2 separate regions of the Mus musculus genome follow, and region 2 is linked to region 1. The links are chromatin contacts, found by Hi-C or POLR2A ChIA-PET in ENCODE. All regions are on one chromosome and are shown on one strand. The core of a region is the stretch at or near the end of the contact, and the rest is flanking DNA. Distances in the headings are between cores, read along the strand shown.

Evidence for each region. Hi-C counts contacts between places; a loop is a spot of excess contacts on that map. ChIA-PET counts read pairs that join two places held with the same protein, here RNA polymerase II (POLR2A).
Region 2: a map of mouse embryonic stem cell shows a loop between it and region 1 (1.8-fold over the local background). The contact joins the promoter of Med23 here to the promoter of Enpp3 in region 1. A Hi-C loop is called at or near these places in 1 of 37 maps with a recorded cell type or tissue (mouse embryonic stem cell). POLR2A ChIA-PET finds 5 or more read pairs at or near these places in 2 of 5 experiments (Patski and embryonic stem cell).

What each region holds. Positions count from the first base shown.
Region 1 is chr10:24,833,498-24,838,356 of GRCm38, forward strand. Enpp3 (ectonucleotide pyrophosphatase/phosphodiesterase 3) reads right to left here and starts at 2,698. Exons shown (of 25, transcript NM_134005.2): 1 at 2,519-2,698. The coding sequence starts at 2,596.
Region 2 is chr10:24,867,244-24,871,785 of GRCm38, forward strand. It overlaps Med23 (mediator complex subunit 23), which reads left to right and starts at 2,743. Exons shown (of 30, transcript NM_001166416.1): 1 at 2,743-2,903; 2 at 3,211-3,242; 3 at 3,421-3,508. The coding sequence starts at 2,856.

The DNA.
Region 1 (4,859 bases), core at 1,448-3,947:
AGTAAATTTGGTGCGTTATAGATTTACAGATTAATATATTCTGACCTACACCTTTTCTTTTGTGGGTTTTTTTTTTCTGTTTAAATTTTCTAAGGACAGTATCTGTCTGTCCTTATGTTTTAAAATTTTGTAATGTTAAAATTTATATTTTTCATGGTTTTGTATTTATTCCCTGTGTTTATGCTTGCCTTCCTTCCTTCCTTCCTTTTTTTTTTTTTAAAGAATTACTTATTTTATTTAAATGAGTCCACTGTAGCTGTCTTCAGACACACCAGAAGAGGGCATCGGATCCCATTTACAGATGGTTGTGAGCCACCACGTGGTTGCTGGGAATTGAACTCAGCAGCCAGTGAGTGCTCTTAACCCCTGAGCCATCTCTCCAGGCCTCCTTTCCTTTCATTTAATGTGTACTTTATTTAAAGCTTCTTACCTTATGCTGAATACAAACTAGGAAAAATGTTCTAGATTCAGAACATCATTCTGAAACATGTAGAGCCCAACATTTGGTTTCAGCTTGTCTAAATAAAGTATAGGAGGGATGTGTAGAGATCTGTAAGTGTGTTATTTTTCAGTTTTGTTCTGTTGTTTGCTTTTTGAGATCAGCCCAGCCAGCCTTAAACTCAGTATGTAGCTGACCCTACTGCCTCTACCTCCTAAGTATTATAATTACAGGTTTGTACCATGATACCCACTGAAACCTTTAAAGTTTTCACTGAAACTTAAAAGAAAGAAAGAAATGGAACAATTAGAGTCCTTTTCCAGATACGATTTTAAAACAGTGAACTTCCGCCGGGCGTGGTGGCCCATACCTTTAATCCCAGCACTCGGGAGGCAGAGGCAGGCGGATTTCTGAGTTTGAGGCCAGCCTGGTCTACAAAGTGAGTTCCAGGACAGAGAAACCCTGTCTCAAAAAACAAAAAACAAGCAAACAAACAAACAAACAAACAAAAAAGTGAACTTCCTTATAAGGGAGAAGAAGCCAGATAGTGGTAGCACACGCTTAGGAGGCAGAAGCAGGTGGATTTCTGAGTTCGAGGTCAACCTGGTCTATAGAATTCCAGGACAGCCAGGGCTACACAGAGAAACCCTGTCTCGGAACCACCCCCAATCCCTACCCCAAAATAAGGAAGAAGAAAATGTGCTAGAAAGAGTAAATGTCTATATCCTTGGGCCAGAGAGCTACCCTCCTTCAGTTCAGTGTTTACATTATAAACACAAGGACCCAGATCATCAGGGTGGGGCCTGTCCATTTGCACAGCTGCAGAAGGCCCAGGAGCATCCTCAAGGCTCCAGGGCCAGCATAATTATGCTAATCCACAAGCCCCAGGCCCCATTGAAACCCAGTGTCTCTAGAGAAAGAGTAGGAAGTGTCCTGGGGAAAGAAACCTGAGCCTGTGTGCCTGCCCACAGGTGCCTCAGGAAGAAAAAGAAAAGAACAATCTAAAAATACATTTAGGACCCAGATTTAGCTCCCAAGGGGTTTGATTCCTTGAGTGACAAACTAAGACAAAGGTAAGGGCAAGAAAGCCGCAAGGAGGGCTGTGTAAGTCCTGGAAAGATAAACTCTGAGGAGCTACTGAGGATTTGTTGTCCTCACGGGTCATAGCTACAAACTGCTTGACCTTTCTTGGGAAACAGAAAGGAGAGCTGACATATGTTAGCCCGAGGAATCTGAGAGCAGCTGCAGCCAGCCAGATGTGAAAAAAAATACTGCATTTGGTTTTGGCTGGAGGTGCTGGGTGAGTAGTCAGGCAGGAGACATCCAAAAAGAAGTCGGAGATGATGGTGGCTTGGGTTGGGGGAAGGTATCATTTAACATCTCAGGGGAACACACAGATTGCCTAAAGAAAAGATCACTGGGTAAGAAGGATGTAGAGTGAGGTCTTGAGTAACATTCAATGAAGATAAAGATAAGTCCGTCAAAAAGCAAGTATGTCTTGGAAACGAGCGTTTCAAGATTATCCAGGAAGCAGGGGGAGAGAACGTTTTAAAAAAGAAAGAAAAAGATAAAACCCTCAACAACATTCATGTATTGTTAGGGACATTCAGATAGGAAACAGGGGAGGGGGGTGGATTAGTCTCTAAAGGAGCACTTAATTCATATGGGGGGGGGGAACAGAGCAAAGTGAGGAAGGAAGCAAAAGAAGTAATCTCCACATGGTAAATAAACAGAATGAAATGTTGATAAAGATCAACAGATCCTTAAGACGTATGTGTCAAGTGATTTCAGTTGCTAAATTCTTGCTCGTACAGTATTCGTACCAGTCAAAAATTGCTTGCGCTCTAATTATAAACACGTGGAAAACAAAATCAGTCCAGCACGGTCTCAGATTTCTGTCAGAAATGCTGGACACAATAACTTAGCATTCTAACCTAAATTGCAACACAAACAAACCTAATGCTGGACACAATTACTTCACATTCTGACTTAATAGCGACACAAGCAAGCCTAAGTGGGAAGGCAGGCACTTCAATCTGCCACCAAGCTTGTAAGACTAAAATGAACAGTTTTGCTTACCACACAAAGGATCTTGTATTTCTTGAGACTGTCTTTCTTAATGGGCTCCTCTGTGGCTAATGCTAGCCTGGAATCCATTGTTCCCGTAGCTGTGTAAACCTGTCTAGCCAGAAAATAAGGCTCTTTCTTCCCTCTGGGGAGGGAAAAAGGAACTGTCCTGCCTGCCCCAGCTGTGACTGACTTTTAAATCCGGGAGAAAAGCAGAGCTCTGTAGCGATTGGTCAATTGAAGAGGGAAAAGCCTTGTTAACAAACAGCGTTGCCCACAGAATAAAGTCCATTTCTCTCTCGGACATTGTGGACAGCAGTTCTTTACAGCTTTAGAAGTAATAATGCATACTAATCGGGATATGTAGATAGCAAGAATAGAATATTAATCACACTTATAAAAAGCTACTCATTTGTTTTGTTTTTGTCTGTGGAAAGAACTTGTGTCACTTCTTATCTCCTAAGCACCAGGATTACATCATGTGTCCCCCAATTTACAAATTGCTGGGAACTGAATCCATGGCTTCATACCAGCTGAGCTCCACCCCAGCTCGGTTGCTTTCTGGGTTTTGTTTCTGTTTGTGTGTTTGGCAGTATCATATACCATGTTAGTCAGAGTGGTTTTCCAAGCCCTCCTATCTCAATCTTCCAAAGGCTGACAAGAAGCCCTGTACAGGGAGTTTGTACATCCATATAGATGTCATGCTGCAGTTGCAAGCTAGTACATTTATTAAAGGACTGGAGGACTGGAGAGACAGCTCAGCAGTCATGAGCTCTTGCTTGCTTCTGCAGAGAAAGTTCAGATCTCAGCACCTCTGTCAGGCTGCTCAGCAGTTCCAGCTCCGGGGACCCGATTTCCTCCTCTGTCCTCCAAGGCCCCCTGCACTCATACACACACACACACCCCGCCCCCAACATACACACACACACACAATATACATTAAGTAATTAAAACAAAATAAAATGTGTTTGATTATAATAGAAATTCTGAAACTACTATAAAGATTTTTTTAATTATGAGAGGAGTGTATCTTACATTTTAGAATGTCTACAGTTTAAGAATTATTTTAAAGCAAACGACAAAATAGTATGTGTGGTGGTTTGATAGGAAGGGCTCCCATAAGCTTATATATTTGAGTGCTTAGTCACCAGAGAGTGGCGCTATTTCTAGGAATCAGATGGATTAAGAGGTGTAGTCTTGTTGGAAAAAGTGTGTCCCTTGAGGGTGGGATTTGAAGTTTCAAAAGTCCACTGTCTCCTCCCCCTCTTCCCCCACCCCCCTCTCTCTCAGTCTCAGTAGATAGATGGAGAAATAAATAGATAGATAGGTAGGTAGATAGATAGATAGATAGATAGATAGATAGATAGATAGATAGATAGATAGATAGAGGGATGGATAGATATATTCCTACCTATGGATCAGGATGCAAAACTCTCCAAAGCTACTTCTCCAGTACTGTCCAGTACTGTCTTCTCCAGTACTGTGCTCCCAGGCAAGATGATAATAGACTAACCTTCAAAAATATACCTAAGTCCACACTTACATGTTTTCTCTGATAAAAGTTGCCTTGGTCATAGTGTCTCTTCACATTGATAGACTAAGATACTATGTTTTCACTGTTTTTTGCATTATATGGTATTTTGTTAGGGTTCTCTAGAATCACAGAACTTATGGGTAGTCTCTATATAGGAAGGGAATTTGTCTGTAGTCCAACTCCCCAACAATGGTCAGCAGCAGCTATGAATGGAAGTCCAAGGCTCTAACAGCTACTCAGTCCCACAAGGCAAGCAGTCAAAGAAAAGAGTCTTCCTTCTTCCAATGTCCACAAATTGGAATCCAGCAGAAGGTGTGGGGTGTGGACCAGATTAAAGGTGTGTACCACCAAGCCTGGATCTGGGACTTGCTTTATTCCAGATGATCTTGAACTCAGAGCTCTCCCTGCCTTACTCTCCTGGGATTCATAGCCACTATGCCTCAAGATCTCCATGCCAAGTGTTGGGAGCTATTAAGACAACACTATTGTCCTGATCTCTGAATTGGGCCTCCCCCCCCCAGAAGAAAAGGGGGTCAAAAGCAGGCCACCGACACATCGCTCTGAGAACAACCACAGATTGTTCCAGCCCTAAATCAGCGCCGGATGTCCTGACCTCAAGATGTACCCTGATACCTCCAAGTTCCTGCTTGCTTCCCCGTGTAGTCGCCAAAAGAAAAATTTCCGCTGCCCCATCCCTCCTGCTGAGAAGTACTTCCTCTTTTTCTGCTGCCCCATCCCTCCTGCTGAGAAGTACTTCCTCTTTTTCTGCTGCCCCATCCCTCCTGCTGAGAAGTACTTCCTCTTTTTCTGCTGCCCCAT
Region 2 (4,542 bases), core at 1,493-3,992, 34 kb after region 1:
TTTAAACAGGGCCAAGGAGATGGCTCAGGGGTTCAGGCAAATGCTGGTGACCTGAACTCAATCCCTGGAACCCACAGTTGCCCCCTGACCTCACAGTTGACCCCTGACCTTGACACTCACACCGTGGCACTTGCACATACATATGTAAACAAATGTAAAAATTTATCTGTGAATTTATTGAGAATTTTATAGATGTATACAATGAAGTATGATCCGATTTATCCCCGTTTGCTGCTCCAATTCTCCTCGTATTGCCTCAGCATGCCCTCCTCCCAGCTTCATGCCTTATTTTGTTTACAACCCACTAGGTCTAGCTAGGGCTGCTTATACACACACAGATATAGTGCAACCAACTATAGTAGTGGTTCTCAACCTTCCCAAAACTGCAACCCTTCAATGCAGTTCTCTTTGTGGTGACCCCAACTATAGAATTATTTTGTTACTACTTTATAACTGTAATTTTGATACTGTTATAGACTATAAATATCTGATATATAGGATATCTGATTTGTTACCCCTGTTGGGGTCTCAACCTACAGGTTGAGAACCCCTGCACTAGAGCATAGACAACTCCATATCTTCAAAAATGAAAGAGTTTTCCGTCCCCCCAAACCACTACTTATATCTACCCAGTAAGGAGTAGGACCTGAAGATCATTTAGCCTATCTATGCCAGGATTTGCCTATTCAGTAAAGGGTGGGACCCGAACATCATTTAACCTGTTTATTCAAGAATATAGCTACTCAGTATGGGGTGGGACCTCAGGGCTAGTTAGCAAGTATACACCAGGATATTGGTATCTTCTCTGACTAAAGGCTGACATTACTACAAGTCTATAAGTGTAAGCCTACATATTTAGAAGGCAGTTTGACAAAATGAGCTCAAGACAAGCCTAGGAGCACATAAGACCTTATCACAGACCAGAAGACATGGGAAGAGGAAAAAAAAGGAGGAGAATATGGAGGAACAATAGCAACCTCAGCCACAAAAAGGAAAGACAACAAGAAAGCTGAAGATGTCCATCTACCAGCCAGGGAGACTGTCTGTCCTCCAGATTTGTATCAACATCAACATAAATCTCTATTATTTAAACTACACAGTCTTTCATATCATGTCCACAGCAAACAGAACACTGAATGTTAAGTCTTTCAGGCTACTCTTCAACTAGAAAATTAAACAGTTCATCTCAGTAGCTATGGTACAGTAAACAATGCTATATACAGTGATTGGATATCATTTACATTTGTTGGGAAGCTAAGTTTCTGCCAGACTATGACTGGAAAATCACCAGCTTCTTGCCCATAAGCTCTCAGGAAGCAGTGCCTGCTTCACTGTTAGAGCAGAGCAGCTTCAGTTGCCTGAAACCCACATGAGAGATGGGAGTGGGAATGTGTCTTTACTGGTAAACTGTTTGTCTAGCAAGCAGGAAGCCCTGAGTTCAATCCTAACCCAAACCCTAGCACACCTAACCCTAACCCCAGGTCCAATCTGAAACCTAACCCAACACTTCTTCCTGGCAGATAGTCTCAGGGGCGTCCCATCTCTCGCCATGAGAAATAGAAGGATCAAATATTCAAGGTCACTCTGCTACATAGTAAGTTCATGGTCAACTTGGGATACAAAATACCCTGTCTCAAAACTATAAAATAAAATGAAGACGCCATGGAAACTCAAGATGGTCCTTACACGATTCCCCAGAAGCCCCTCTAATTCTCCAACATTGTGTTAAATTTAAATATTTTATTGGGAGGGTACTACACTGGTATGCCTTTTTGTAAGTCATCTATGCTTGAGGTAGGAGTTCCTAGTAATGAGGGTACCCGAGTCACGTGCTTCTATAAGAAACTATAATAAGCTCATTGTTTTACCAAGCTGGATTTGAATGAGATTTTTTTTTTTTTGAGGCAGGGTTACTCTGTGTAGCCTTGGCTGTCCTGGAACTCACTTTGTAGACCAGGCTGGCCTTGAACTCAGAAATCCACCTGCCTCTGCCTCCCAAGTGCTGGGATTAAAGGCGTGCACCATCACCGCCCGGCAAGATCCTTTCTTTAATCTGTCAATGTCCTCTATTTAGGGTTTATAAACATTTATTTACATCTCCCCAAAGAGGGAAAAGTCCTGTGAGAACTTATCTCCAGTCATGAAAACCAATTAAAAAAATATGGACTTAAATACCAAAGCTAGAACAAAGTTTCTGGAAGAAAACATTGACGAATAGCCTTTGGATAGACAAAAATTTCTTCATACTAAGACAATAAAAAAAAAAGTTTTCAGAAATTTACCAGGATGATGGGAAAATTGTTTTAAAATGATGTACTTAGTACCGCCACTTATTTGCGAATTAACAATAAAGGGTTTATTCTTTTTTTTTTTTTCAACATTCAATAAACGATGACGACACGCCCATCACTGTGCTAGCAACTGAGGGTACCATAGTGAAGACATGGGTCCTATTGGGCAAGAATAACGTGGTATCAACTGCTTCACGAGGTCAGCTCTTGACAGTCACCCACTTGGTTCTGGCCACAGCCCTTGTGATTCGGATCTGCAAATGAAACTCCAAACAGGTCGCAGTTCCGGCTCCAGCCAGGAGAGGGTGGCCTTGCCCGGGATCAAGCAGCGCTGTCAGCTTACGGGGTCACCTCTACGAGCGGAACCAACAGGCTGAGATACAGATTTCAGAGGGGCTGGTAACGGGTAAGCACCGGGCGGGCTCATTCGCCTGGCACCGAAGGAAGTAACAGAGCAAGAGAGAGCGGCGGCTTCCTGCTGGTGGCTCCGCCCCTCCGCTCCATTCTTTCCCGACCCTGGCTCTCACCCGTCTGTCGCCGGGTTCCCCGGGAGCCCGGGGCTCGATGGTACCGATGGAGACGCAACTGCAGAGCATTTTCGAGGAGGTGGTGGTGAGTGCCACTGTCCGTAAGCCAGAGCCATGGCTCCGGGAAGTGCAGGCTGCGTGCGGCTCCAGGCTGCGGGCCTGGGCCAGCTCCTTTCCCGCCCCTATGTTGACATAGGCGTCTGAACCGGGGTGGCGGTCCCCCCATCCCCGGACTGCTGCCAGATCTAAGAAAGTGCTGTTAGTTCCCGCCGCGGTCCCCATAAAAGTGTCGTGCTCTATCTGTATTGCCCGGGAATATTTCTCTCGGGGACATCTCCCACCCCGCCCCCTTTTAGTAGTCAGATCGTTTACTAGTTTTTGTTTGTTTGCAGAAAACAGAAATTATAGAAGAGGCCTTCCCAGGGTGAGTATGTGGCAGGCAGATCTTTGTGTGTGTGTGTGTGTTTTTTTAATTGTTGTTTGTAGATTTATCTTTGTTAGATTCCACTTAAGTTGGTTTTGAGGAGTTAAAAAAAATCTACCTTGCAGGATGTGTACCTGTTTAAAACTAGCAGCAGATAATGTGATTTTTGTTTTTTCAGAATGTTTATGGATACCCCCGAGGATGAAAAAACAAAACTAATTAGCTGCTTGGCGGCCTTCCGGCAGTTTTGGAGTGGACTTTCTCAGGTGAGACATTTCATGTTGAACATCCACTTAATGACGTTTGACGCCTTCCTTTTTACTTTTTACATCTTCTTTGATCTTTTTCTTAAGATCGTTTAGGAAAGGGAAAAATAAGACTGCTGTCATTTTATGTAAATGTACTTACTGGAGAACCTGTGTTAAAAGTTCAAGGTAATAAGATTGCAGTGGGAAATGTTTTAAAAATTTCCTTCTATGTTATATTATGTAAGGTAGTTTTTATCCTCTTTGTATAAATTGGCTTTGAATGGAAACAGATATGCTAAACTTTTCTCGTAAAAGAAAAATGTCACTATTCAAAAAATGGCCCAGTATTTATAAATATGTCCTCATAAAGACACTGTGATAGAGTCCCCACTAGAGTAGTATTTCTCATGATGCACTGTAGACAGAGAAGTGAGCCGCTGGGCTTTCTGTGCCTGTGAGCTAGTATAAAATTTGCCACCCAGTTATGGATCCTAAAGGCAATATGTTCATGTTTTAAACTTTCTATTTTCAACAGGTCATGCTTTGACGTGAACCTGAAATATATAAGGCAAGCGTGACCAAGCTCCACACGCTGGCCGTCTTCCTGATCTAGCTCAGCCACCTGCCCTTCCTGTCTGAAGCCAGCATCCTAGTTTGTGTTCCCAGAACTGTTTAGCTATAAGACTGTCTCTCTGTGTCCTGAGTTCTAGGATTATAAAGCCATCTTCGTTCTTTTCTCTTTAAACAGTGCTGGGGTGTGGGGGGTGAACACAGGGCCTCACACACTGGTCTCCGAACATGTGAACATGTGTCCACATGCTAGGCACACAGTCGTCTCTGAACTACATCCTCAGGCTCACAATTATTATTACTATTATTATTTTCTGCTTTTTGAGTTCGAGACCACGCTGGCCTCGAACTCAGAAATCCACCTGCCTCTGCCTCCCAAGTGCTGGGATTAAAGGCGTGCGCCACCACCGCCCGGCTCAGAATTATTTTTATAGAATCACCATATACCATAGGTATTGGTCAGCAGTTAGCTCTGTACTTCT